4 separate regions of the Homo sapiens genome follow, and regions 1, 3 and 4 are each linked to region 2. A link is an interaction called in ENCODE POLR2A ChIA-PET data of the cell type or tissue named here. Cell type or tissue: HepG2. All regions are shown on one strand. Links, peaks and the distances in the headings refer to the core of each region. The heading gives the core; the rest is flanking DNA. Region 1 has its middle 4.0 kb from the start of CSF3R. Region 2 holds the start of LOC124904013 (a long non-coding RNA gene). Region 3 holds the start of EVA1B (eva-1 homolog B). Region 4 holds the start of MAP7D1 (MAP7 domain containing 1).

Region 1 (7,214 bases), core at 1,431-5,430, 85 kb after region 2:
TAAGCCTCTTTTCAGCTCTAGCCTTGGGGACCACATCTTCACAGTACTCAGAAGGGTGTGTTCCAGGTTCCAGGGAATTGTGTAACCCAATACTCACTGCTCCCCTCTTCATTACGTATTCTGTGCATTGCCCATAGACCAGGCAGATGGAGAAACAGGAATTCTGGGGGCAAGACAGGAGGACGTCTTGGTGAGGCACGGGGTCTTTATATGTTCACTAAAAATTAGGAATGTTTACCCACAATGGTTCTGCAACACTGAATATTTTGTAATTGAGTGAAATAGACTACATTTTATGTCTTTTATTGTCTGTATTCATGATTCTTCTAAAACTACAAATAATTTTCTTTGCATTTTCTGAGAAAGGTTCAAACTGCTCATAGTTTATTGGATTCATAACCCAAAAAAGGTTAGGTGCCAACAGACCAGCAGACTGTCCTTAACATATAATCCTTTTGAGGCATCTGGGTCTGGTGTGATGCTGCAGACCAGGGCTGTAGTTCTAGTTCCAAGTCAAATGACCTGACTGCCTGCTGCAACCCTCCCAAGATATCCCACAGGCTCTGCTCGCTCAGTGAGTCCCATGGACTCTCTTCTTTCCAAATATAACCAGAATCCTGGGTATTCACTGTAAAGTTCAACTTGGCTCTACGTTTGAATATTTTTATGATAATATTTGGAAAATATAAATATAACTGAAACCAATACTAGCCAGCTCCAAGCTACCCTCATCTATTGCCTAGATAATCGCAATAGCCCCCTGCCTGCTCTCCTGCTTCTATTTCATCCTTGTTCCCGCACCTGTCTGTAATTCCTTCAGCAGCCAGTGCGATATCAATCAAACAGAAGTCTGATCAGCCCATCCTCGTCCCAACCTTTCCAATGGCTCCTGTCTCATTCAGAGTCAAAGTCAAAGCCCTTTGGATGGTCTACAAGGCCCTACAAAACCTGGTATCCCTGTTACCTCCTGGATCCCTCTCCTGTTATTCTCCCCCTTGCTGCCTTGCTCCAGCTACTCTGTGTTCTTTGCTTCTTGAACTTGTTATGCTGTCTCTTGCCTCAGGGCCTTTGCACTTGCTGTTTCATTTGCCTGGACTCTTTCCCCCGCAAATAGCTACATGGGCTGGTCCCTCCCCTTCTTCAGGTCTTTGCTCAAATGTCACTTTCTCATTGAGGCCTTCTCTGAGCACCCTTTTCAAAATTTGCAAGCCCCTTCCCTCCCACTCCCTATCTCTCTCTCCCCCAAATCCCTTTTCACCATCTGATATTGGCTGTCTCAATCCCCACTAGACTGAAAGTTCCATAAGAGCAACAGTTTTTATCTGTTTTGTTCAAAACTTTATCTCCAGTGTCTATAACACTGCTTGCCACACAGTAAGGCCTCCATGCGTGTTTGTTGAATGAATGATCAACTGGATGAATCTTCCCCCACTTCACCAAATCTGTCTCTAATCCCCACGTACCTTGTCATGGTGAATTAACCACCATCCCCTCCTCTCCCTAGTCATGCAGCTCAGGGACTCAGGAGTCATTCCTTACAACCCTTTCTCCACATTCCCATGTCCAGTCAGTTCTTTTAGTTCTTTTTTTTCTTTCTTTCTTTTTTTTTTTTTGAGACAGAGTCTCACTTTGTCACCCAGGCTGGAATGCAGTGGCGCGATTTTGGATCACTGCAACCTCTGACTCCCAGGTTCAAGTGATTCTCCTGCCTCAGCCTCCCAAGTAGCTGGAATTACAAATGCCTGCCATCATGCCTGGCTAATTTTTGTATTTTCAGTAGAGATTGGGTTTCACCATGTTGGCCAGGCTGGTCTTGAACTGCTGACCTCAAGTGATCCGCCCACCTCAGCCTCCCAAAGTGCTGGTTTTATAGGCGTGAACCACCGCACCTGGCCTTCTGGTCATTTTAAATTTATTTTTTATTTTTATTTTCATTCTTTTTTTTTGAGATGGAGTCTCGCTCTGCCACCCAGGCTAGAGTGCAGTGGCGCGATCTCGGCTCACTGCAACCTCTGCCTCCCAGGTTCAAGTGATTCTCCTGCCTCAGCCTTCTGAGTAGCTGGGACTACAGGCACGCACCACCACGCCCGACTAATTTTTTTGTATTTTTAGTAGAGACAGGGTTTTGCCATGTTGGCCAGGCTGGTCTCGAACTCCTAGCCTCAAGTGATCTGCCTGCCTCGGCTTCCCGAAGTGTTGGGATTACAGGCATGAGTCACCGCGCCTGGCCCCAGTCAGTTCTTAATGAAGGAGAATGGGCCTTTTGTTCATCATTCAGAGAACTTGCTCCTGGAGCAGGTGCAGGGACACAATGGTGAGACACAGTTTTAGTTCCTGCCTTTATGGAGCTCCCGTCTCAGCCTTGCCAATGGCCCTGCAATCCTTCTCCTCTCCCTGTCTTTCTTCAGAGGCCCGTCGTCACATCCTAACTCCTGAACCGGACATGCAAGTTACCCTCGCCTCCCTCTCCTGCCTCACCAGCCCCTGCTTCCTCAGATCCAGCCCGTCATGCTCCGGTCATGCCAAATTCACTAGTATTTCCCTGCCTGCCCCAGGCTCTGGAACAACCCTGTGCCTTTCTTCTGCGGAGCGCCTGTCACCTCCTGCTGGCTGAGTCCTGTTCCTGACCCAGTTCAAGCATCCAGCCTGAGCTCAGCATCCCTCTGGGCTTCCACACCTTAGTCAAGCTGAATTAGGGGCCCTTCTCCCCATTCATCCTGTAATACTGTAGTAGGCTGTTGGCCGCCTGCCTCCTCCATTATACTGTGAACTCTTTGAGGGCAGAAACTGTATTCTCACCTCTGCCTCTCTAGCCTCAGTACAGTGCCGGACACACAGAGGATACTCAATGCATATCTGTTGGGCTGCAGAACCTTGGAGATGGTGTTTACCTCTTCCAAGCCTCTGTTTCCTAATCTGTCACAGTGATAATAACTCCTCCCAGGGATTTTGTGATAATTAAATTAGCTATCAGAAATACAATGCCTAGTATGGTAACCAGCGCATAGTAGGTGTTCAATAAAGTTGCTTTCCTTTGTTCCCTTCTGCATAATTCAATATTTAGGAGGGAGATTCTACTATTCTCCTTTGTGCTCCATTCTCTGTTGAGGACCTGCACCAGGAAATGGAGCTGCAGCAGCCAGAATAAAAGTTAGATTTAAGGAAATGAAAGTTAGATTTAAGGAAGAGCTTTCTTTAGAGTGTACTGAGGTTAAGATGATGAGCTGAGGAGTCAGGCTGCTTCAATTTGCCACTTGCTGCCTGTGTGACTCCAAACAAATGTTTAATCTCTTTAAGCCTCGGTTTTGTCATCTGTAAAATGGGGCTAACAGTATTGGCTTCATAGGATTCTTGAGAGAAATCAGTGACCGTAAGGCTTGTGGAACACAGCCAGGAACACAGTAAATGCTTAATAAGTGTTTACTATGGTGCACTGAAGAGCACAAGACAGACGAGGAGTCATCCCCTCTACCCGCACCCAGTGTCGGCTTTGTGGATACTTCCTCTTCCAGCTGTCCTGCCTCCCGCCCCTCCTCCATCAGACAAGGCCTCTGTGTGTTGGAAACCCTGGGTAAGGGAGTGCTGGTGAGGGAACCCTATTCTTGGCAGCCTAGCTACTGAGCCCCGAGTTGTTTCTGTTTCTGTTACTGCCTGTGATGTGTGGGGCTTCTGGGTAGGTCAAGGAGCAGCTTGTTTCAGAGGGGCCGGGGCGGGGTCCAGGTGGGCAAGCTGGGGTGAGTGCCCGGAAGTTGAGGCTGTGGTGCTCAGCTGCCAGGGCCGGGGTTGGCTGGAATACAGCAGGCAGCTAAGATTGTGCAAACAGGTCATTGTGCAAACGCGCCCCTGTGTGTGACCTCGATTGTGCAAACAGGTGTTTACTGGAGGCTGCTCCGCTTGGACAGCCCACTTACAAAAAGCCCTTGAGCTGTTGACTTAGAAAGAAACTGGACACTCCTTCTTCCCTGAACCCACCCTGAACTTTCCGCCTCCTGGCCTTTGCTCAGGCTGTTCTCTCTGCCTCGAGTGCCCTCCCTCACCTCCACCTCAACTTGCTGAAATTCTACTCATTCTTCAAGGCTCAGAGAAAATGCCACTAAGTCTTTTTTTCTTTTTCTTTTCTTTTTTTTTTTTTTGAGACAGAGTTTCATTCTTCTTGCCCAGGCTGGAGTGCAGTGGCGCGATGTTGGCTCACTGCAACCTCCTCCTCCCAGGTTCATGCGATTCTCCTGTCTTAGCCTCCCAAGTAGCTGGGATTACAGGCGCCTGCCACCATACCTGGCTAATTTTTGTATATTTAGTAGAGAAAGGGTTTCACCATGGTGGCCAGGCTGGTCTCGAACTCCTGTCCTTAGGCAATCCGCCTGCTCGGCCTCCCAAAGTGTTGGGATTATAGGCGTGAGCCACCGCACTGGGCCACTAAGTCTTTTTTCATAAGCTTTCTCCTCATTTGTAGAGTGTGTCCTGTGGTATACCTTCAGTGTCCTGATGATGTTTTACCTTATGGCGCTTTCCAGATCTGTAACTTCAAGGATCTTTCCTTATTCATCCCTGAAAGGTTGGGAAGCTGAGGCCCAGAGAGGGAACGTGACCTGCTCATGTCCCACAGCCATTTTGAGGCTGAGCTGGGCTCTAAATAAGGCTTCTGCATTTTCTGCCACACTCACCACCACTCTTTCAGGCCCCATCCACCTCTGACCTCGGACCTTTGCTCTAACCACTTGGTTGAGGTGGGAACTGAACAGATGGGTGGGACTTGTATGGAAGAGGGGAGGTATGCTGGGCAGGGGAACAGTGAGAACAAAGACATGGAGGCTGGAATGGGTGCCATAACAGAGGTAGAAGGTGGCCCAGGCCTGGGAATGACGGTGGTGGTGGTGGTGGGGAGGGAAGGCCTGCATTCTAGACCCACAGATGATATTGATGCTGCATGACCCTGAGTAGCACCTCATAGTCCTGCCTCTCAGACCCCCAGCTCCCCTTGAAGCTCCACACACATCAAAACTAAACACGCCTCCCAGCTGAGCTCCTCCATGTTTTCTCCTAAAAACCTGCTTTTCTGTCCTGGTGAATCCAGAAACTTAAACTGGTCCTGAACACCTCCCTGCTGGTCACCCCCTACATCCAGTCTGTCGCTCCTTCCAGTGCGATTTGTCCCTTCTCTCCCACCTTATGGCCCCTGCAGGAAGCCAGTCCATCATTGTTGTCTCCTTGGATGACGTCTCGGCTTCCTCCTGGTCTCCCTGCCTTCATTCCTGGGATACACCCTTGCTATACTTAGCTGGAGTGCTTCTTCCAAATTGTGAATTCCAGTATGTCACCACCCAACAGAAAATTGGCTGGACGCTGTGGCTCATGCCTGTAATCCCAGCACTTTGGGAGGCCAAGGCAGGTGGATCACCTGAGGTCAGGAGTTCGAGACCAGCCTGGCCAACATGGTGAAACCCCATCTCTACTAAAAATACAAAAATTAGCCAGGCGTGGTGGTGGGCACCCGTAATCCCAGCTATTCGGGAGGCTGAGGCAGGAGAGTCACTTGAACCCGGGAGGTGGAGGTTGCAGTGAGCTGAGACCATGCCACTGCACTCCAGTGTGGGTGACAAAAGCAAAACTCCTTCAAAAAATAAAAAAAAAAGGCATCCATCCATTGGTTCCTCGCTGTCCATGGGCTAAATTTCTAAGTCTTCCTCATGTCCTTTGAGGCCCTTCAAAACCAGACCCTGAAGGGGTGGCCTGCCCCTCCACACCTGTGGGTGTTTCTCATCGGACTGACAAAAGAGAGAGACACAGAAACAAAGTATAGAGAAGGAAAAGTGGGCCCAGGGGACTGGTGCTCCAGAGGACCCGCGAAGGCACGGGTCTCTGAGTTCCCTCAGTATTTATTGATCATTATCTCTACCATCTCTGAGAGGGGGTTGTGGCAGGACAGTAGGGTAATAGTGGGGAGAGGGTCAGCAGGAAAACATGTGAACAAATGTCTCTGTATCATAAATAAGGTTAAGAAAAAGGTGCTGAGCTTTGATGTGCACATACATAAACATCTCAATGCATTAAAGAGCAGTATTGCCACCAGCATGTCTCACCTCCAGCCTTAAGGCGGTTTTCTCCTATCTCAGTAGATGGAACATACAATCGGGTTTTACACCGAGACATTCCATTGCCCAGGGAGGAGCAGGAGACAGATGTCTTCCTCTTATCTCAACTGCAAAGAGGCCTTCCTCTTTTACTAATCCTCCTCAGCACAGACCCTTTACAGGTGTCGGGCTGGGGGACGCTCAGGTCTTTCCCTTCCCACGAGGCCATATTTCAGACTATCACATGGGGAGAACCCTTGGACAATACCTGGCTTTCCTAGGCAGAGGTCACTGTGGCCTTCTGCAGTGTTTTGTGTCCCTGGGTACTTGAGATTAGGGAGTGGTGATGACTTTTAACAAGCATGCTGCCTTCAAGCATTTGTTTAACAAAGTGCATCCTGCATAGCCCTAAATCCATTAAACCTTGAGTCGACACAGCACATGTTTCTGTGAGCACAGGGTTGGGGGTAGGGTTACAGATTAACAGCATCTCAAGGCAGAAGAATTTTTCTTAGTACAGAACAAAATGGAGTCTGTTATGTCTACCTCTTTCTACATAGACACAGTAACAGTCTGATCTCTCTTTCTTTTCCCAACATTTTCCCCTTTTCTTTTAGACAAAAACACCATTGTCATCATGGCTTGTTCTCGATGGTCGCTGTCTCTTCGGAGCTGCTGGGTACACCTGCAGACTGGGGCCTGCCTCTGGGGAAGGATTAATATGAAATTTACAATAGTAGTACTTCCGATGGTCTTAACCCACGTGACAGGGTTAAGATTTGTGAGGCCATCAGCAACTCCCGCGATTACCTCAGTTCCTGGTACCAAATTTAAATGGGCTTTTGATGCTTCGAAAATTTGTTCTTTTAATTTGGAAATGTCTAAAGTGGGATTATCTTCTCTTCCCTGCAGATGGCGTCTAACCATGTCCCAGTGATGCTCAGACTCATTATAAACTCGGGGTGTAATACAAAAATCTGATGTATCCCAGTCACACTGTAACTGGAAACGATGTTCTAGGCTCATGAGCCTATCTCCCATCAGGATTATCCATCCATGTGACTGCCTGAATTAAGGGCGGGAAAGGCACATAGGCCCAGTAGGTATAATTAGCTGCAGCTGCTCCTGCAGGCATGGGGAGAC
Region 2 (7,214 bases), core at 456-4,455:
AGAAGAGTGAGAGATAGCTAGATCTCCAAACCATCCTGTTTTAGCTGGCAGGATAAGGAAGTCCCCTCTGCTTTAGCCTTCAAAGTTACAAGGAAAGTAACTTTGAAACAACCAATCTTTTTGTTTTCTGTTTCTGCTTTCCTCAGCCCTTTTCTGGCTGTAAAACCAATCTCCTCTGCTCAGCTCATTTGAACACTCATTCCATTTTATAGAATGAAGTGTTGCCCGATTCTAGAGTTGCAAATAAAAGTCAGATTTAACAAATTTGGCAAAAAAAAGTCAAATCACCAATTAAAAGTTAAATTTTTTCTTTTCACAGTTCATGCAAAGAACCTGGGGGAAATGACCTTGACAATTTAGGAACACAGGAAAGGCCAGGGAAGCTGGGGAGAGTGGTATAACAAGAGGCCAGAGAGGAAGCAGGAACCAGAGCATATAGGGCTTTGTGAGCCAAGGTAAGGAGTTTAGATTTCATGGTTAGGAGTGCAGCCTCCGGATACAGTGCCTAGGTTCAAATCTACTCCTGGCTAATTGTGACTTTGGGCAAGTTAGTATCTTCTCTGTGCCTCAGTCTTCTCATCTAGTACTAGAAGTGCTATGACAGGCTATTGAAAGGGAGCGAAGTGATTTGATTTACTTGTAGAGACAGGTTCTCACCCTGTCATCCAGGCTGGAGTGCAGTGGTGTGATCATAGCTCACTGCAGCCTCAACTACCTGGGCTCAAGTGATCCTCCTACCCAAGCCTCAAGAATAGCTGGGACTACAGGCACACGCCACTGTGCCCCACCTGATTTACATTTTTTAAAAGTCACTCTGTATAGCCTTGGAAAAATTACTTTCTTCCTCAGCCTCAATTTGCTTGTTATGAAAACAAAAAATTAGGCCTTTCTCAGAGAACTGTAAGATTTAAGTGACCTTCATTAATGTGTGAAAGCATCTGGCACAGAGAAGAAGCTCAGTAAATTAGGCTTCTTGGCTGGGGGTGGTGGCTCACACCTGTAATCCCAACACTTTGGGAGGCCAAGGCAAGAGGACTGTTTAAGCTCAGGAGTTTGAGACCAGCCTGGGCAACATAGTGAGACCCCATCTCTAAATTTTTTTTTGTTTTTGAGATGGAGTTTCACTCTTGTTGCCCAGGCTGGAGTGCAATGGCCTGATCTCGGCTTACAACCTCCGCCTCCCGGGTTGAAGCAATTCTCCTGCCTCAGCCTCCCAAGTAGCTGGGATTACAGGTGTGCACCACCACACCCGGCTAATTTTTGTATTTTTAGTAGTGACGGGGTTTCTCCATGTCGGTCAGGCTGGTGTCGAACTCCCTACCTCAGGTGATCTGCCCACCTCGGCCTCCCAAAGTGCTGGGATTACAGGCGTGAGCCACCGAGCCCGGCCAAAAATGTTTTAAGAAATTAGCTGGGTGTGGCCGGGCGCGGTGGCTCACGCCTGTAATCCCAGCACTTTGGGAGGCCGAGGCGGGCGGATCACGAGGTCAGGAGATGGAGACCATCCTGGCTAACATGGTGAAACCCTGTCTCTACTAAAAATACAAAAAATTAGCTGGACGTGGCGGCGGGCGTCTGTAGTCCCAGCTACTCGGGAGGCTGAGGCAGGAGAATGGCGTGAACCTGGGAGGCCGAGCTTGCAGTGAGCTGAGATCGCGCCACTGCACTCCGGCCTGGGCGACAGAGCGAGACTCCGTCTCAAAAAAAAAAAAAAAATTTAGCTGGGTGTAATGGGTGCACCTATAGTCCCAGCTGTCACAAGAACCTTAGGGTGTCACTCTGCCATCTGGAAACCTCTGTGGCTAGCAGCGCCTGTGCTTGACTTTTGCTTGTGCCTGCTGGGCTCGTTCTGCCTGCTCAGTCTGGCAGGCTGGGCTCAGCTTGCACTACGGGCTCGGATCCCACGCCTGCCAAAGGCGTGCCAGGTGTGGAGCAGTGAGGGATGTGTGAGCGAGTGAGCACAGGGTCCGACCACTGCACACAGCCAGATAGGCCGGCTGCTGCAGCGGGTGGGCAGCTCCAAGGGCCAGCACTGGCAGCTCCAGGCGCCGGCACAGGCTTTGGCTCTGTGCAAGGCTGCGGCTGGACCAGACATACCGTAAGTGGCTTCTGCTGTGGGCACCAGCATCTGGACAAGGGGAACACAGTGGTGGCCGAAAGCTCAGAGACACCAGGAACCACAGAGCCACAAAGAGGGTGTTACAGTGTGTCACAGCCCTGGCTTGTGGAGCCCGGAGGTCTGGGCCCCAAGAAGGGCTGCAGCTCTTCACCACACGAGGAGCAGGGGCGGGGCATCTTGGGGGGCGGGGGCGTGTTTCAGTCCATATGTGTTACAGCTCTTTCAGTCCTACCGCTCAGTGCTGCCCTGCTCTGGCCCGTGGTTCCTGGGCTGGCTAGGCCCAGCCACCGCTTCCTGTCATGTGGCACAGCTACCCGCTGGTGGAGGGTGGGCCCCCGGAAGGGTCACCACTCTTCACTCCTGCAGTCTGGGAGTGTGTCACCACCCGCAGCTCAGCGAGCTGGCCAGGAATATGTTATACTCCTTTTACTCCCGCTGTTTGGCAGGTCCCAAGTTCTTGTTTCGCATCCAGGAAGAATGAGGTTATGTGGATAACTGGAGGGTAAGCAAGCTGGAGGGAGCTTTATTGAGTGATAGAACAGCTCTCGGGAGACCTGAAGTGGGTGGCTCCTTTCCGCAAGCAGGTCCTGTGGAGTGTCTGAGACTGGCTGAGTCTGGGGTTTTCATGTGCGAAGAATGGAGGAAGTGCATGCTGGTTGGCCCATGGGTGGCCATGGGTGGGCCTGGAAAAAGTACCATCCAATTGGCTGGAAGGCATCAATGAAGTTCTTACTCCTGTCCTGGGTTCCACCTGGAACTGGCAGCCCCACCCCCAGGCTTCAGGCCACCCCTGGCTTGAAGGTGGGGCTTCACTGGGCATCTGCCCCTTCTGCCTAGGAACCTGATTGCCTCCTGGCACTATTAACGTGCTGTCTGCTGGTGCCCAGATTGCCTGTGCTGGTGGGAGCCTGCAGGCCTGCACCAAGCCACCCTCAGTCCCCTGGCCTCCATCACATGCTTATTGGCACCCAAAGTCTGGGGGGGTGCTGAGGCAGCGGGGGTTGGTGTGTCAGTGTCGCCCACAGTGCACGCACATCAAGCTGGGTCACAACAGTGCCCGGGCTTAGCCACAACTTTGCTCTGCACTGGAGTGGGCGCCAAGAGTGGGGAGACTCCAGGGAGTGGGAGCAAGCACTTCTGAGCCTGCGGGGGCAGGGGCTTTCTGGGCCCTCAAGAGCACAGGGATGCCCGGGTCTGGAGCCATGGCTGGGTTGCTGCAGCTGTGCCCAGGAGTGAGGGCTCCATGCCCCGTCAACTTGGTAGGGTGTGGGGCTCCTGCTGGCATCATCTGTTTCTGGCCCCTGCTGGCTCCACAGAGCACGTAGCCCCAGCTGCACCTCTGCCTGGCATGAAGTGGTTGAAGCTGGCTGCTCCAGATGGGCCGCTGCTGCCATCACAGCTACGTGGGAGGCTGTGGCTGGAGGATCTCTTGAGCCCTGGAGGTTGAGGCTGCAGTGAGCTATGACTGTGCCACTGCACAGTGCACTCCAGCCTGGGTGACAAAGACCCTGTCTCAAAAAAAAACAAAAAACAAACAAAAAAAAGAGGCTTCTTTCATTCCTTCACTCTCTCATTCATTGATTTCCATCTCTCCTAGGAGGCTTCCCTTTTTATCAGCAATCACAGTTGGGCTCTTCTTATTCTAAAAATAAAATTGTCTTTCTCCTCCATGCAATCTACTGTTTTCTTACTTTCCACAGTCAAACTTCTCAAAAGGCCCTTATGCCAGCCTTTCCGCAAGTATGATCACTTTTCCAGCTATCTATGTGAGACTGGATTTGCTTCTCTTCTTTTAAATATTCAGTCTCCATAGAGACTGTCAAAAGTTGCCAATGCCGACTATATTGCAAGTTTTCATGGCTGGGTGTTGGGATTTTTCAGTGAGCGAGAATTGTGCCGCAGATAAACCTCATTGTTGATAATACTGCTACTTACATAAGTTTTAAACTTATGTTAGTGAGTTTATGTTTATATATATATATATACACACACACACACACACACTTTTTTTTTTTTTGAGACAGAGTCTTGCTCTGTTGCCCAGGCTAGTGCAGTGGTGTGATCTTGGCTCACTGCAATCTCCATCTCCCAGGTTCAAGTGATTCTTCTGCCTCAGCTCCCTAAGTAGCAGGGATTACAGGTGCGTACCACTATGCCTGGCTAATTTTTGTATTTTTAGTAGAGACAGGGTTTTACCATGTTGGCCAGGCTGGTCTCGACCTCCTGACTTCAGGTGATCCACCTGCCTCGGCCTCCCAAAGCACTAGGATTACAGGCATGAGCCACTGTACCCAGCCTATATTTTTTATATATATATATATATATATATATATATATATATATATATATATGTAAATGTATGTTAGTGAGCTTATATATTTTATGTATATACAAATGTATGTTAGTGAGTTTATATATTTTATATATATACAAATGTATGTTAGTGCATTTATATATTTTATATATAAATGTGTTAGTGAGTTTATATATTTTATATATACAAATTTATGTTAATGAGTTTATATTTTTATATATAAATTTATGTTAGTAAGTTAATATATTTTATATAAAATTTATGTTAGTGAGTTTATATAGTTTATAAATTTATGTTAGTGAGTTTATGTAACTTATATACATACATATTTATGTTAGTGAGTTAATGTGAGTTTATATAATTTATATATATAAATTTGTTAGTAAGTTTATATATTATGTATATACAAATTTATGTTAGTGAGTTTATATATTTTATATATATAGAAATTTATGTTAGCGAGTTTATGTTAGTGAGTTTATATAATTTATATATATAAATTTATGCTAGTGAGTTTACATATTTTATTTTATTTATTTATTTGTTTATTTATTTATTTATTTATTTTTTTGAGACGGAGTCTCGCTCTGTCGCTCAGGCTGGATGGAGTGCAGTGGCGCCATCTCGGCTCACTGCAAGCTCCGCCTCCTGGGTTCACGCCATTGTCCTGCCTCAGCCTCCCGAGTAGCTGGGACTGCAGGCGCCGGCCACCAGGGCCGGCTAATTTTTTTTTAATTTTTAGTAGAGACGGGGTTTCACCGTGTTAATCAGGATGGTCTCGACCTTCTGACCTCGTGATCCACCCGCCTCGGCCTCCCAAAGTGCTGGGATTACAGGCGTGAGCCACCGCGCCCGGCCAACATATTTTATATATATATATATAAATTTATGTTAGTGAGTTTATACATTTTATATATATATAAACTAATGCTGGTGAGTTTATATATTTTATACATGTATATATATAAATTTGTGAGTTTATTATATATTTTATATATAAAATATGTTAGTTTATATATTTATATATAATGTAAATTTATGTTCATGAGTTAATTTCTGAATGAATTAATATTACATTTTTATTTTAATTTCCAATATGACAGAAAATACATATAACCCACATAATCTGTCAATCATTTTGAAGAGTATGTAGAGGTTCCAAGACCAAGAAGAAGTTTGAGAACTGCTGCTGTACAGTGAGGCTTCCACTTTCTTTCTTTTTTTTTTTTTTTTTTTGAGACGGAGTCTGGCTCTGTCGCCCAGGCTGGAGTGCAGTGGCGGGATCTCGGCTCACTGCAAGCTCCGCCTCCCAGGTTCACGCCATTCTTCTGCCTCAGCCTCCGAGTAGTTGGGACTACAGGCGCCTGTCGCTACACCCAGCTAATTTTTTGTATTTTTAGTAGAGACAGGGTTTCACCGTGTTAGCCAGGATGGTCTCCATCTCCTGACTTCGTAATCAGGTCCGCCTTGGCCTTCCAAAGTGCTGGGATTACAGGCGTGAGCCACTGCGCCCGGCCGAGGCTTCCACTTTCTCACACCAATGGCTCTGCTTACTGGAACCTGGTTTCTACTCCCAAGACCCCAATAACTTTTTCAGCAAAGGTTGCTAATGATATCCCTGTTCCTAAAACCCATATCCCCTCTTGTAGTCCTCGCTTCTGGCATCCCCCTCAGTGCTCGAGCATTCTGATCACCCTCCTCCTTGGTATTTTGTTTTTTCTGGGCATTGTGTCATTTATCTTCACCCATTTCTCTGATTGCTTCTTTTCCATTTATCTCTTTCTCTCTTTTTAAGCCCACTTCATTCTCCTGTCCCCTAACGTGCGTGTTTCCTCTGGGGCTGTATTTCCTCTACCTGAGGGTAGCTGTCTTGAGCTGTCTCCTCCCATGCTGTTGAGTCCGGGTCTGTGCCCCAGCCCACACTGCTCTCTGGATCTCCATTTTCCCATGTCTTACACTGCTTATTCCCCAGATGTCTTACTGCTACTCAAAACCCAGTAGGTCTATTGAGAAAAATTCATCAAGTCCCTTCCAAATCAGTTCCTGCTCTGAATTTTTCCATTTCTGCAGTTGCTACCACCATTTTTCAGCTACCTAAGTTGGGCACCTTGAGTAACCTTGATAACTTCTATAATTTTTTCTTCCTTGCCTTTTTTTTTTTTTTTTTTTTTTTTTGAGACAAGTTATTGTTCTGTCACCCAGGCTGGAGTGCAGGGGCATGATCTTGGCTCACTGCAACCTCCACCTCCCAGGCTCAAGTGATCCTCCCACCTCAGCCTCCAGAGTAGCTGGGACTACAGGCATGCACCACCACACCTGGCTAATTTTTTTTGTATTTTTAGTAGAGACAGGGTTTCACCACATTGCCCAGGCTGGTCTCAAACTCCTGAGCTCAAGAGGTCCTCCTGCCTCAGCCTCCCAAAGTGTTGGGATTACAGGCATGAGCCACCTCACCCAGCTGATAACTTCTATAATTTCTTGATTCCCCCACACCTGTCACAATCACTCAGTCACTAGCCCTGCAAATTCTTTGAAGTATCTCTGCCATCATTTACTTACTTTTTTTTTTTTTTTTTTTTTTTTAATAGAGACAGGGTCTTGCTCAGCTGCACAGCCCAGAGTACAGTGGAGTGATCATAGCTCACTGCCGTCTCCAACTCCTGGACTTAAATGATTCTCCCTTCTCAGACTCCTGAGTAGCTGGTACTGTAAGTGCACACCATCATGCCTGGCTAATTTTGAGATGGGGGTTTTGCTTTTGTCACTCGGGCTGGAGTGCAA
Region 3 (7,214 bases), core at 31-4,030, 77 kb before region 2:
GTCCCGGCGCTGAGCCGGGCCCCGGGGCCGCGGGCGGGGCGCCCACGAGATGCTGATGACGAGCAGGCAGAGGGTGAGCAGCAGGCCGAAGCAGACGCCCAGCACGAAGTAGAGGCCGAAGCTCTCGGGGTTGGCTGCGGGGCACAGGGCGGGGGTCACGGAGAGGCCCGGACGGGTGGGGGTTGTCCCACTTCCGAAAGACCCCAGGTTCTAGGTGTGGGGGCGAGGCCTGTAACCCCTACTCGAAGGGCATTAGGGAACCGCCAGCGGGCAAGAGGGCGGGGAGCGGGGCGGAGGGGACGGACAAGGCGCTGGGGAGGGAAGGGGATGGTGGTCAGGGAAGGGTTCAGGCCCCCAGTCTTCCGGCGCCCGCCCTCACCGCGGATGTGCGCGTAGGCAGCCAGGCTGTTGCTGAGCAACTCCATGTCCCTTCGCGGGGCATCCATGCTGCTCTGGGGGGCAGCTCCCCTACCAGCCTGCGAGGTCAGCAAAGTCAGATCCTTCTCCCAGCCTGGAGCCCACCCCGACCCCTTCCGCGGGCAGCTCCTCTCCCGGGAGCCGCGGGCCCAGGTTCCACCCTGGAGAGAGCGCTTCCCTAACTTCGTGGCGGCCCGGGGCCCTGTCGGGGGGAACCCCTCTCCCGGGCGCGGACGCCCCTCCAGTCCTGGGAGCAGCGCCGGGGACCGCGGGAGGCCCCGCCCCCTGGTGAGGTCCCCAGCTGAGGCCCGGTTCCGCCGTCCCGGGGCGGGATGGAGGATAGGGACGCTGAGCCTCCACGCCCCAGGCGGGCTCCGGGAAGGGAAGCTGCCTCTCTCCTCGCCCGGCCGCCCCGCGGGGACCCACCGGCCCGGGGCCAGGCCCACTCACCGTCAGCGCCCCGCTTCCCGGCTGCCCGGCCCCAGCGCGTCCCGCGGCCGCATACACTGGGTCCGGCCGCCCCCGCCCGCTCGGGTCCCGCCGCCCCTCCGGCCCCGCTGGGCTCCCAGGCCGCGGCAGCACGGGCGGGACACGGACCGAGGGACCAGCCGGCGGAAAGTTTCCTCCGAGGAAAGAGGAGGGACGGGGCGGGGCGGGGCGGGCGGGGAGGCGGGGAGGAAAAGGGCTGGGAGAGGAAGGGGAGAGGAGCGGGCAGCCGGGAGGAGGGAGAGCCCGGCCCGCGGGCCGTCCGTCCCCCACAGGAAACCGCCGGGGAGGCCGCGGCAGGGACCCGCCCCCAGGCCACTAACAGCAACAACAGAGAGGCTGGAGCTCTGCCTGCGTGCGGGCCAAGGGCTAAACCTTGGACAGGTTCTTTCACTTACTCCGCCTGACAACCCTGCGACGTGATACCATTATCCCCACTTCGCAGATCAAATAAACGGAGTCTTGGAGAGATTGAATTGACTTTACCAAAACCGTCAGGATTTGAATCTGCTGCTCTCTGATCCTAAAGCCTGAGCTAGAAACCACCGCTCCCCCTCCTAGGAGGCCCCTTCCAGGCAAAGCTGCTTCTCTTCCCCAGACCCATGCTGGACTGGAAGGGAGGGGACTGTCCACCCCTCCTTCCAGGGCCCAGGCTTGAATGTGTCCCCTGGCCGAGCTCTGGTCTAGTCACGCAGGGTTAATGATTGTTGGACTCCAGCTTTGAGCCAGGGCCCGGCCAGCAGTCTCGCAGACCCCAGCGTGGGGCCTCTGTGCCTGCGAGCTCCTGCGCTCTTGTGCACCAAGCAGCTTGTGGCGGCTTGTGGCAGATCCCACCCCATCCCGTCCCCCACCCCAAGGCTAAACCTGCCTGTGCTCACACACGCATTTCCCACCTGGGCTTGTGCATGCAATGTGGTGTGTGATCAGTGTGTGTGGCGGGGGGCTTCCTTCTGCCCTGTCTCCACGGGGCCCCCCCATCATGGACCTCCCCTCCCTTGCTGGAGCTAGAATGAGGGGGAGGCCGCCTTGGCGGGAGCCTTAGAGAGGAGGAGGAAAGGGGGAGAGGAAATTGCAGACATAGCTGAAGGCGCTGCCTGAGGCCTGTGGGCCAGCGACCCTCTCCCTGTCCGGGCTGCAGACCCCTACTCCCCCAGTCCCGAGACTGGGTTCAAGTAGAGGGCAGATCTAGATGGGGGAGGACTAGGACTGACTCCTATGGGGATGGAAAAGGGACTCCTGGGTGTCTTTGTGACTGTTTAGTGTGTTCTGTGAATGTGCGGGCAGGTATTTTTGCCCACATCTGTATATTTGTCTATTAATGTGATGTATTTGAGTATTGTTGTGGGGGCGGGTATGTCTGTATATAAATCTGTGCAGCCACTAGTCAACAAATACTGTGTATGCCTAGCACTTCCTAGTCTAGTCCACAGCATCTGTGGGTTTAACCAACTTTGCATCAAAAATATTCAAAACCAAAATTGCATCTGTGCTGAACATGTACAGACTTTTTTTCTTATCATTATTTCCTAAACAATAGATATATTTAATTTTTTTTCTTTGAGACAGGGTCTCACTCTGTCACCCAGGCTGGAGTACAGAGGTGCTATCTCAGCTCATTCACAACCTTTACCTCCTGGGCTCAAGTGAGCCTCCCATCTCATTCTCCCAAGTAGCTGGGAGGGACCACAGGCGTGCACCACCATGCCTGGCTAATTTTTGTAGAGATGGGGTTTTGCCATGTTGCCCAGGCTGGTCTTGAACTCCTGGGCTCAAGTGATCCACCCACCTCAGCCTCCCAAAGTGCTGGGATTACAAGTGTGAGCCATCATGCCGGCCAATAGTGTATTTTCATAGCGGTTACATTATATTAGATATTATAAGTAATCAAGAGATGATTTAAAGTATACAGGAGGATGTGTATAGGTTAAATGCAAATACTGAACCAATTTATTTTACATCAAGGACTTGAGGATCCTTGGATTTTGGTGTCTATGGGAGGGAGGTCATGGAGCCAATCCCCTGAGAATACTGAGGGACAGTTTTTTTTTTGTTGTTTGTTTTTGTTTTTGAGACGGAGTCTCGCTCTGTCACCCAGGCTGGAGTGCAGTGGCGCGATCTCGGCTCACTGCAAGCTCTGCCTCCCAGGTTCATGCCATTCTCCTGCCTCAGCTTCCCAAGTAGCTGGGACTACAGGCGCCTGCCACCACGCCTGGCTAATTTTTTGTATTTTTAGTAGAGACCGGGTTTCACCATGTTAGCCAGGATGGTCTCGATCTGCTGACCTCGTGATCCACCTGCCTTGACCTCCCAAAGTGCAGGGATTACGGGCGTGAGCCACCGCGCCCAGCCCTGAGGAATAGTTTTAATGGGGATTTAACAATAAACAGAACAGACACAAATCCTTGCCCTCATGGAGCTGACACTAAATTGGAGAAACAATAGAAGATAATCTCAGATGCTTCTAAGTGCTGGGGGGCATGACAGGATAGGGTAATGCGATGGACAACACCTGGGAGTGGCTCTCACAGGGACATCCACAGTGAGACCTGAATCCTAAGGAGGAGGCAGCTGTGCCAGGATCTGGGGAGAGTGTCTGGGCAGGAGTAAGAACATGCTTGGGATACCTCCCTCCAAGGGAAGAAAGCCACGCAGATGGTGTGTGGGTGCAGGGGAGAGTGGCAGGGGCTGCCCGTGCAGGGACTCGATGGCCTTGTTGATGAGCTTTTTCTTTCTTTCTTTCTTTTTTTTTTTTTTGAGACGGAGTTTCACTCTTGTTGCCCAGGCTGGAGTACAAAGGCGCGATCTCTGCTCACTGCAACCTCTGTCTCCCGGATTCGAGTGATTCTCCTGCCTCAGCCTCCCGAGTAGCTGGGATTACAGGCATGCACAACCACACCCTGCTAATTTTGTATTTTTAGTAGAGATGGGGTTTCTCCATGTTGGTCAGGCTGGTCTCGAACTTCTGACCTCAGGTGATCTGCCCACCTTGGCCTCCAAAGTGCTGGAATTACAGGTGTGAGCCACCGTGCCCGGCCAGGAGCTTGGTTTTTAATGTAAGTGTGGTGGGGAGCTCCTGGAGCGTTGAGCAGGGGAGTGTCATGGCCCTGTGACACATTTTGGAAAGATCCCTGTGGTGGCTCAGTGTAGGGTGGGCCACTGTGGGCAAGAAGGGGAGCAGGGAGGGTGGTGAGTAGGCTGGCAGCTGTCCAAGCCAGTGAGGGCGGGGCCGGTGGAGAGGCGAGAGGGCTCAGACTCAGGTGGTGTTCTGAAGGGAGTTCCTGCACTGGACTTGAATGTGAGGGAGAGAGGAGTTTAGAACACTTTCATACTGGGCTGGGGCACCTGAGGAAAGCCCATGTGGGGAAGCAGGTTTGGGGGTAGTCAGTTTCACTGTAGATAGGTTAGACTTGAAATGTCCATTAGATATCCAGGTGCAGGTGTTGGCAATGCAAGTAGAACCCCCAGGAATCTGGCTGAAAATGATATTTGAGAGTCCTTACCACATAAGATGGATTTACCACCCCAGAAGTGGATGAGACCGAACATCTGGGGTAAGGGGGCAGAGAGAGAAGGGTCTGAAGCTCGAGCCCATTGAGGGGTCTCCTGGAGGTGAAGTCAGCAAGGAGAACCAGGCCAGAACAGGGATGTGATCAGCCATGTGTGATTGGGCTGAGAGGTGAAGATGAGGCCAGAATTTGCCCACTGCCTTGGCCGAGATTTGAAGACCATCAGCAATATTGAGTTTCTGTGGGTTGTATTCCTGTTTCTTCAAGGGGTGTATGTCAGTGACTGTTTGCACAGGTAGCTTATTTATGTGCAGCATTGCTGGGAGTGCATGAGCATGTTTAATGCCTGCCATCCACGGGAATATCGGTGTGTGCTACAGTGTGCTTGTATGACTACGTGTGTTGTGTGCCTCAGTGCCTCAGTTCATGTGGCACAGACCTGTGTCTGTGAGAGTCCACATGTGTGCTCCTCTATGTGCAGTCTAAAATTTTGGATCTGTTTCTGTCAAGCTGTTTCCATGCACCTCTGTGCTACGCAGCTCTCTGTATCTCTGCCTGCAGGCAAAAGTATGTTTGTGTCTGGGTTGGTATGTGACATATGTGTTTGGAGTGGGTCAGGTATGACTCAGCCCTAGTGGAGCAGGATGAGGGTTGAGATGATGGTTGCTGGTTGCTTCAGAGAGAGGGACGCACATTAACCAGAGTGCTGTCTTCTCCAGGGGCTTGCCGTGGCCAAGCCAGGCCAGGTGGGAGAAGCGGCAGCCTTGCCCTGGAGGGTTTTGAGAAGCACTGCTCCTGGAGGCCCTGGGGAAGGTCCCTGAAACCTTTGGCCAATGTGGCTGTCCCCATGGTCCACATGCCCTCCCCACCCCCTGCCTAGCTGCTTGACTGCCTGCTGCTCCCCAGCCCACCAGCCTGTCCGTGGGTCAGCCCAGCCACCCGCTTCGGATCTCTGCACGTGTGTCACCTGCTGTTCTGGCCCTCATCCCAACTATCCACCTGCCCATCTCCTCCCTACCTCCTCGCTGCCTATCTGCCCAGGACTTATCTGCTGTCTGCTCACCTGCCTGCTTGTTGACTGCTTCTCTGCCCTCCTATCTGCCTGTGAGACTAGAGATTTGTCACCTTGGAAAGCACGGAGAGTACTGCTAAGATGAAACACAGGAAGGACAGGCCTTGATGGAAGGTTGGGGGGCCGAGAGATCCAGAGCCTATGGGAGGGGACTTGTGAGTGCTGGCATATTCAGGACCCAGTGCAAACCCAAGCACAGCTCTGCTCCCGGCCCCAGTGGCCAAACTGAAGGCTTGCCCTGGCTATTCTGCCGTTGACATGGGCCTCACCCTACCACGGGGATAGGTCTTGGATGGAGGGAAGAGGGAGACTCACCGGGGGCCTCCTGAGTCCTTTGAGTGTCCCCATGACCCCAGCACCTGGGACAGCTGCTGGAAAGAGGGTACTGGCAAAAATTTGCTAAATGGACAATCATAGGCCCAGTGTGGTGGCTCACGTCTGTAATCCCAGCACTTTGGGAGGCCGAGGTGTGCAGATCACTGAAGTCCAGGAGTTTGAGACCAGCCTGGGCAACATGGCGAAACCCCATTTCTACAGAAAACTACAAAAATTAGCTGGACACGGTAGCACACACCTATAGTTCCTGCTACTCAGGAGGCTAAGGTGGGAGGATCGCTTGAGCCCAGGAGATCAAGGCTATGGTGAGCCGTGATCGTGCCACTGTACTCCAGCCTGGATGACAGAGGAAGACCCTGTCTCAAAACAAACAAAACAACAGCAACAACAAGAAAACAATAATAGGGACATTGAGTACCCTTTCTGGCACCTGGCACTCTGCCAAATGCTATGCACACTCCGCCCTTCAGTCTTCCCAGGAACCCTGTGCAGTTTGTAGCGTGGCTCACATTTGCCAAGAAGGAAGTGAGGCTCAGCGAGGTTAAGCAGTGCCTGTGGAGTCACATGGCTGCAAGTAGTGGCCTGGACTGGACTGCAGAGCCCATGCTCCCCACCGCTTTCCATGGGGCAACTCTAGGCCATCATTCTCCACCCCTCAGACCCAAAGCTGCCTTTTCATAATGCTTGCTGTTGCTCCCTTTATGCTCCTGAAATGAAATTTATGGCTAATATGCCAGCCTTTACATCTAATTAAAAATCATCCAATGGTTTTTTTGTCCTTATTAATATATAAGAAATAAAAGGTAATGATAATGTGTTTGTGAAGTGCCCAGTTGCTGGGGAGGTCACAGCTCTGTGTACAGACTGATGCTCGGGTGTGGTGGTGTCAACGTCTGAAACGATGAATTTGGTAAAGTTCTGAACACAATGAAGTGCACGTTTCCTTCTCTTTACACAGTAGTTGCATTCCTGGAAAATTCAATGTATAGTAGAATGCATACACTCTTTGTGTTTATATGCAAAATGGAGTTAGAGCCTTGGCTCTGGTAATGAAAAACAAGCCTTTCACTTATGTTGTGCAGGATGTAGAATCTGCCTTCCTTCCAGGGCTGTCTGGAGTCCCTGGCGCCACCCTTGTAACTGCCAGTCATTGTGATGACCAGTCCCCTCATCCCTTCCCCCACAGTGGCCACAACAGGAAAGATTCCCGCCCTTATTCATGGAGCTCAGCGTTTGAACAGGGGAGACGGGCATGATCAATAATTGGATATATGTCAGGTTGTGATGAACACAATGAAAAAAAAAATGAGTAAGGGGTTAGAGAAGTCCAGGTGGACAGGTGAGGGAAGGCCTCTCTGAGGAGGTGGTATTCTGAGCAGACACCTGAATGAGGCAGG
Region 4 (7,214 bases), core at 2,074-6,073, 250 kb before region 2:
CCAGTGATTTCCTTCATCTCTCCATCAGGTTCATCCTGGATCCTGCCCCACCAAACTAGGAGGCTGAAAATATCCTTGCCTTTCTTCCCCTCGGGGAAACAGGATGGAAACATATTTCTTTTTCTTTTTTTTTTTTTTTTGTCCTCCTTTTTTTTTGAGAGAGTCTTGCTCCGTCGCCCAGGCTGGAGTGCAGTGGTGTGATCTTGGCTCACTGCAACCTCCGCCTCCCAGGTTCAAGTGATTCTCCTGCCTCAGCCTCCTGAGTAGCTGGGACTACAGGCATGTGCCACCATGCCTGGCTAATGTTTTTGTATTTTTAGTAGAGACTGGGTTTCGACATGTTGGCCAGGTTGGTCGTGAACTCCTGACCTCAGGTCATCTGCCCACCTCGGCCTCCCAGAGTGCTGGGATTACAGGTGTGAGCCACCCCCGCCTGGCCAAAAATTTCTTTAGTATACTCTTTTTTTAAAGATTTTTTTTACTATCTTTTCTCTCTTTTTTTAGACAGGGTCTCTGTCGTCCAGGCTGGAGTGCAGTGGCACAAACATGGCTCACTGCAGCCTTGACCTTCCGGGCTCAAGTGATCCTCCCACCTCAGCCTCCTGAGTAGTTCAGACTACAGGCACGCACCACGATGCCTGGCTAATTTTTTGTATTTTTGGTGGAGACAGGGTTTCGCCATGTTGCCCAGGCTGGTCTCGAACTCCTGAGCTCAAGTGATCTACCTGCACTGGCCTCCCAAAGTGCTGGGATTAGGCGTGAGCCACTGTGCCTGGCCAGGATAGGAACATATTTCTGATCCCCATTCTGTGGGCTTCCCCCAGCCCCAGCCCAACCTTGCGGTGAAAGGAACAGCTCACTCATGCCTGTTTCCGTGCAGAAGGAGGAGACTGCCCTGGGCCACGATCTCCTACTGCCCTGGTCCAGAGGTCCCTGTCGCTCGCCAAAGACTGCAGGGAATGCTGTTGGGACTTCAGCCTCTTATGTTAGGGTTTCAGCAAGTACCCTACTTGCTCCTTCTCTGGGATGTCTATTTGTGGTGCCCCATGCAGCGTTACCTAGCCCCAAACTCAGAGAGAGACACTCTTAACCCTCTTGGTTGCTGGGGCCTGGAATCTGCCAGGGATCCTGGCCAGTGAGGAGGAGAATGGAGAGGAGTCCACTTCCTCTGTCCACCAACTGCCTCAATCACGGAACACGGGTGCTCTCCAGGCCCCTCCTCAGCCATCCTCCGCACACTCCCTGTGGACTCATCAGCAGCACAGGAAACCTTCAGGTCTGGCCAGGAGAACTGTCGTTTAAGCTGCCTAACTCCCAGATGCTCTGCTGGTCTCCAGCACCAACATCTTGTGAGTGCCTCACCCTCAAGCTAGGGAAGGGTTCCTCAACCTTAGCACTACTGACATTTTGCACCTGAGAATTCCTTATTGTGAGGATGGTCCTACGCAATGTAGGATGGTAAACAGCATCCCTGGCTTCTACGCGGTAGCTGCCATGTTTAGAGACACACCCCCCGCCCACCGCCGTATGTCTCTAAACATGGCTAAATGTCTCCTGGGGGGCAAAATTGCCCTTGGTTGAGAACCCCCTGATGTAGGCTAATACCAGGGGCTCTTTTTAGTGAGCTCCCCACAGTCAATCCCAAAGACAATAGATTTCCAGTTCTAAAGTCTGCTCACCCTTCCTCTACTGAAAAACCCCATAATCTTCAACAGCTCCCCATGCTTGTTTCCAAGCATTTGGCATTCAAGTCCTCCTACGTGGGCTGTCCCTGGCCTATCTGTTCATTTTTAGCTGCCATTTCCACCTCCACTATTCCTTTTGTTTGTTTGGCTGTTTGTTTGTTTTGTTGTGGCAGGGTCTCATTCTGTTGCTCAGGCTGAAGTGCAGTGGCATGATCTTGGCTCACTGCAACCTCCGCCTCTGGGGTTCAAACGATTCTCCTGCCTCAGCCTCTGGAGTAGCTGGGATTACAGGCACCCACCACCACACCTGGCTAACTTTTGTATTTTTGGCAGAGACAGGGTTTCACCATGTTGGCCAGGCTGATCTCGAACTCCTGACTTCAAGGATCCTCCCACCTTGGCCTCCCAAATTGCTGGGATTACAGTGTGAGCCACCACAGCCAGCCACTAGTCTTGAGCCGTAGCCAATGTGGGTATCTCGCGACTCCCATCCATCCATCCATCCATCTCCATCCCTGCAGTAATCTCAAGACAAGGGGTGGGAGGTGGGAGAAGAACCATTCCAGAGGGCTCTCTCCCCATACGTGTTCCTGAATTCTCCTGAGTCTGGTCACTGCCTGAGTCAGGTCTGGCCTGTCCAGCTCTGGAAGAGGCAGGCTGTGAGGCCCCTGACCTCACAAAGGACTGTCATGAACTCCGTCATCCCCGCAGTCCCCCCACCCTGCAGATAAGATGACTGACACAAAGATGGGGGATCTGCTCCTCGTCCTTCCACTTTTACTCATCAATGCCTTCATCACCATTATACTTGTTTACTGAGCACTTCCTAGATGCCAGGTTCTGTGCTCAGCACTTCATTTCCATTGCCTTATTTAATCTTTACAAAGACCCCAAGATACCTCATGGCACTACTATTTTTCTGATTTTGTAGGAGAGCAAATTAGATTTTAGAAAAGTTAAGTCACTAGCTCAAGGTTACTGGCTCCAGTTGCCGCCCTTCTATCATCATCCTTTTCTAATGTTTTTGGGCCAGAGGGGACACTATTCCCTTCCCAGGCCTTCCCAAGAGTGTCCAAGCCCCCAGATACGCACACATCCCAGGACAGGCTGCTCCCAGGTTGCCTGAGCCCCTGACCCTTTTGTTTCCCACTCTATCCCTCCAAATGGCCGCTTTCTGGAGCTGCTTAAAGGAAGGAGAAACTGGAGGGAAGGGGGGCAAGGGGGACAGTATCTCACTGGGCCTAATCTCTGGACAATGAAGAACTAGAGAACTGACCTTCTAGAAGTCAGGACAAAGGGCAGGGCCAGGGTGGGCAGGGCACAGCTGCCCCTCCTCCTCCCCCGCAACCCAAGTCCCTGCAGCAGCACCACCATCATCCATCCACCTTCCCAGCAAGCTCCCCACTCTGCCCCGGGCTGGGCCTGGCTTGGCTTGAAGCCCTCACCTCAGCTGGCACCAACAAGGGGGCTGGGAGTCCATTCTGGAGGGCTGGGAAGCAGGGCTACTTTGGGGAGTGGATTCTGGAGGGGGTCACCACCCCCTCATCGACAGACCACTGGGAGAAAATCCTTCTGGGGTGATTGGCGGGGTCGTCTGGTGGGGGTGGGGGAGGTCCAGGGCTAGGACCACCCAGTTTGGAGCCGGGAGGGACCCAGCAGATTAGAGACCTGGGTAAGGCAGCTGCGCAGGGCTGTAATTACCCCCAGAGGAGCAGGGAAGACACAAGCGCAGAATGCCGGAGCAAGGGCGGCAGCAAGGCTCCCAGACCTGTCCCCAGCCCAGCCATCAGCAGGGGAGAGAAAGCGAAACCCTTTCAGGGGTCTCCTTGTGACTCTCCTTCATGCCTCCCGACGTCCCCCGGGCCGCTTTGGTTTAGGTGGGTTTGAGCGAGAATTTGGACTCGAAGCTGCCCTCTCAGCCCCAGTGCCAGAGCCCCCAAACTCCAGGGTGGGAAAGGGGAGTCCCAGCCCTGCTCCCCCTCTCCCCCAGTCCCCGCGGCGGGTGAGTCACCCGAGCGCTCCCTACTTAGTCCTCAGGCGCTGCGGCGCGTACCAAGACGCGGACGCAGGGGGAGGCAGCTAGCGCGGCGAACTCCTGGAGCCGTGGAGCCCGCTCGGCCGTGGCCGTGGGAGAGGCGCCGGGAGGCTGCGGGCGCGGGGCTCCGGGGCGGGGGCGGCGCGAACGGCGCGGACGGCGCGGGCGCGGGGGGCTGGGTCCCGGGGCGCTGCTGGGGTGGACCCCCCCGCCTCGAACTTGGTACGCGCCAGCGAGAGGCCAGGCCCAGCCCGGGCGGTACAATAGGGTTGGGCCGAGGCCGGGACTGGGCCGGCGCCGGGCGGGGAACGGGTTCGCGACCGCAGCCGAGAGACCCCGGGCGACCGGCACCTCCGAGACTCGCGGGCCACCTGCCTCGACCTTCCCCGGAGCGCCCCCGCCTCCGAGTCGCTACTTGCCGGGCCGGGCCGGGCCGGGCGTGATGCGCCGCGGGACCCCTGTCCTGGCCACTGGCCGCCGCCGCCGCCGCCGCTGAGACCCCGAGACCCCCAGTGACGCCGCAGCCATGGAGAGCGGCCCGCGTGCGGAGCTGGGGGCGGGCGCACCCCCAGGTATGCCGGGAGCCACGCGGAGGCGAGATGGGGGTAGATGGAGGGGCTGCAGGGCGGCCGAGGATGAGGCCGGCCGGCTGGGCGGGGACCCCTCCGCTGCCGCGCCCTCTGACCACTTGGAAGTTTAAAAATAAAGGCTGCGGCGGCGGCGGCTCCAGGCTCGCGATGCATCCTCTGACAGCTGCCCCCTCCCCCACCCCGGGTGCCGGACGCATCGGGCGTCGGGAGCCGCAGGGACCCCGCGCGGGAGTTGTTGGGGTGACCCTTCTGCCCCAGCTTAGTGCCATCTCAGCTTCCCCGCCCCCACGTCCCTTCCCGATTCACCCCGGGCCTTGAAGATCCTCTTCTACTGAGCTAGGGCTTCCGTCCCCTTCCCCATCCCCCGTGGCACATGTGACCCCAGCCTGAGTGTGTCGGGGGTCCATATTCTCAGGCCTGGGCCCTGCATACCGACGCCTCGGCCTTAGTGCCCGTACCCTCAGGCCCTGGCCCAGACCTCGCCCCCACCCCATCCGTCCAGCTGCCGCGCAAAGGGCCTGTTGCTGCTGCGGGCCGGCGGGGAGGGGAAAGGAGGGAGGGGAGGAGAGAGGGAGGTCTCTAGCCGCTGCTGCCAAGTAACCCGCCGGATAAAGGCGAGGGGGAGGGGGAGGCGGCATTGTTTGGGGTGAGGGCGGGAGCTGGGGAGTGGGCCGCCTCCCCTGCAGCCAGGCCTACTCTGGAGCCCACCCAGCCTGATTCGGGGAGGAGGGGGACAGAAGTAAATCTGCTTCTCCTGCCTGCCCTCCTTCCCAGCCTCTCTGGGCCCCAATCTCCCACTAGAGAATGAGGTAAAGGCTCCAAGCCGGCACTCCCTGGACCTGCCACATCATTCCCCAGCCTGAGGCTTTGATACCTCCCCCCTTACTCTCTTTTTTTCTCTCTTTCTGCCCACACCTTAGACCACCAAAGCTCCCCTCCCCTCCCTCACCCCACCAACCACCAGTGCTCAGGACTTCTGCAAATCCCATTCGGATCTGGGAGCAGCTGATGAGGGGGTGGGGACAGGTTTCTGGTTGGGCTTGGTTTTGGAGGGAGGCGATTTCTCTTTCTTCCTGGAAGGGGAGGGAAGAACATGATTATTGAAGACCCAAGTTCTGTTCCCATTGACTCAGGGGGGAGGTGGCCCCATCCCCACACCCCCATGGAGTCCTGAGCCTAATCCTGTCACCTCCCTGCCCCTTGGGGTGTGGGCACAGGATGAAACAGTTCGTGTGGGTGCGGAGAGCCCAGGATAAGGTGGGGCCAATGGGCTGTGGGTGGGCTCCTCCCCATGCCAGCGAGGATGCTTCTAGGGGACTGTCTGGGTGTGGGACCTGGGAGAACAGGGAGGGGAGGCTACCATCAGACTGGTGGGTTTCAGGAGGCTTGTAGGCTGGGCTGGAAACAAGGGTGGCTGGGTCTGTCCTGGTTTGGCTGAACCTGAGAGGGGACACCCAGGGAGGCCCAGCCTGAGTCCAACCTCAGCTTACTGGCCCTCTGCACCTGAGGGCCTCTGGCACTGGATAGTTGGGGGCCTGAATGGGGGTGGTGACTGGGATACAGAGCCTGAGCTGGTGGCTAGTTTATAATTAGGATACTTGGGTAGGATGCCTAGACTGAATATGAGAGCATGGGTGAGATGCTTGGCTCTCCTAGGGGCAGGGGGGATGTTCGGTGGGCGGGGAGGGCTGCGTCAGGGGCCGGTGGGCAGACTGCATATAGGCTTCTTGCATTGAGAGGACTCTTCTATACACAGGGATCTAGATGGAGTCACATGAGAACCTGGATCAGGATGGTGGCAGTTCCCCACACAGAATAGTCAAAGGTGACAGGAGTCCTCTGTGGGGCTTTCTGGGAGTAAATGTGCTCACAGCATGTGCCCTGTGATAGTCTGAGGCATGGGCCTGACACTCCGAGAGCATGTGACACGAACCCTGCTCCCTCTGAGTTCCTTTTTGCACTTGGACACTGAGCAGTAACAGGGGGTGGTGTGGAGTAGAGGACAAGTGTGGGGACCACTTTCAGGTCAGAAAACCTGGATGGAAATCCCAGTTAGCCATGTACTGGCTACTGGACTGGAGCAAGTGACTTACCTCCTGGAGCCACAGTTTCTGCCCCTGGAAAATAGGGGCAGTGTTGTCAACCTTGTGGGGTTAATGTGAGGGTTAGAGATGATTTAACTCAAGGAATCTGGCACGCAGACACCAGACACCTGCAATAAAGTGTTATTACCATTATTGTGGTTATGCTTCTGCAACCGGTGCCAGCAGGGAGGTATGAAATATAGGGGAGGGTGGGAGCAGGAATTGGAAGTCGATTTGTTTAAGAGTGTAGATTTTGGAATTAAACAGTTTAAGTCTCCACTTCGTAACTTACCTCTGTGTGACCTCAGTAAGTTGCTTAACCTAAGTCTTAAGTTTGCTCATCTGTAAAATGAGAATAATGCTAGAAATTATCTCATAGAGACATTGGCATCCTTAAATTAGATGAAAACAGAAAACACTTAGACTAGGCCCTGGCACATAGCCAGTGCCCAATAAGTGCTAGCCATTTGTTATTTATTTATTTATTTATTTATTTATTTATTTATTTTGAGACAGAGTCTTGCTCTTGTCACCCAGGCTGGAGTGCAATGCCACGATCTCGGCACACTGCAACCTCCGCCTCCCAGGTTCAAGCGATTCTCTTGCCTCAGCCTCCCGAGTAGCTGGGATTACAGGCGCCTGCCACCGCGCCCGGCTAATTTTTGTATTTTTAGTAGAGACAGGGTTTTGCCACATTGGCCGGGCTGGTCTCGAACTCCTGACCTCGTGATCTTCCCACCTTGGCCTCCCAAAGCGCTGGGATTACAGGCGTGAGCCACCACCCCCAGCCTAGCTATTTGTTTTTTGTCATTATTTTTAA

Evidence for each region. Peaks named below come from ENCODE experiments on the same cell type or tissue, not always from the same donor. Only the 100,000 strongest peaks of a DNase experiment are listed, where the experiment ranks them.
Region 1: POLR2A ChIA-PET joins it to region 2 with 13 read pairs; 2 of 35 experiments call an interaction of 5 or more read pairs at or near these places.
Region 3: POLR2A ChIA-PET joins it to region 2 with 34 read pairs; 8 of 35 experiments call an interaction of 5 or more read pairs at or near these places.
Region 4: POLR2A ChIA-PET joins it to region 2 with 10 read pairs; 17 of 35 experiments call an interaction of 5 or more read pairs at or near these places.

The regions. Positions count from the first base shown.
Region 1 is chr1:36,483,266-36,490,479 of GRCh38, forward strand. It overlaps a transcript of CSF3R not described here. Among named protein-coding and RNA genes, the nearest start is that of CSF3R, 4.0 kb to the left of the region's middle. In HepG2, for the core only: a CTCF peak has its summit at 2,597 (motif pointing left); DNase peaks (open chromatin) are centred at 2,626 and 3,806; H3K4me3 peaks cover 458 bases.
Region 2 is chr1:36,398,798-36,406,011 of GRCh38, forward strand. It overlaps LOC124904013 (a long non-coding RNA gene), which reads left to right and starts at 2,466. Exons shown (of 2, transcript XR_007065797.1): 1 at 2,466-2,621. It also overlaps the pseudogene RNU4-27P. RefSeq lists enhancers at 1,398-1,994, 1,995-2,590, 2,572-2,661. In HepG2, for the core only: a CTCF peak has its summit at 2,364; DNase peaks (open chromatin) are centred at 2,394 and 2,784; H3K4me3 peaks cover 1,524 bases.
Region 3 is chr1:36,322,592-36,329,805 of GRCh38, forward strand. It overlaps EVA1B (eva-1 homolog B), which reads right to left and starts at 1,054. Exons shown (of 3, transcript NM_001304762.2): 1 at 868-1,054; 2 at 380-476; 3 at 1-134. The coding sequence starts at 446. It also overlaps a transcript of SH3D21 not described here. RefSeq lists silencers at 252-441, 532-581, 642-1,001, 1,092-1,321 and an enhancer at 323-1,207. In HepG2, for the core only: no CTCF peak of the experiment used is centred there; a DNase peak (open chromatin) is centred at 1,600; H3K4me3 peaks cover 1,745 bases.
Region 4 is chr1:36,152,172-36,159,385 of GRCh38, forward strand. MAP7D1 (MAP7 domain containing 1) reads left to right here and starts at 3,989. Exons shown (of 17, transcript NM_001388490.1): 1 at 3,989-4,292. The coding sequence starts at 4,247. It also overlaps a transcript of TRAPPC3 not described here. RefSeq lists silencers at 3,791-4,180, 4,921-5,050. In HepG2, for the core only: no CTCF peak of the experiment used is centred there; DNase peaks (open chromatin) are centred at 3,710 and 3,969; H3K4me3 peaks cover 2,901 bases.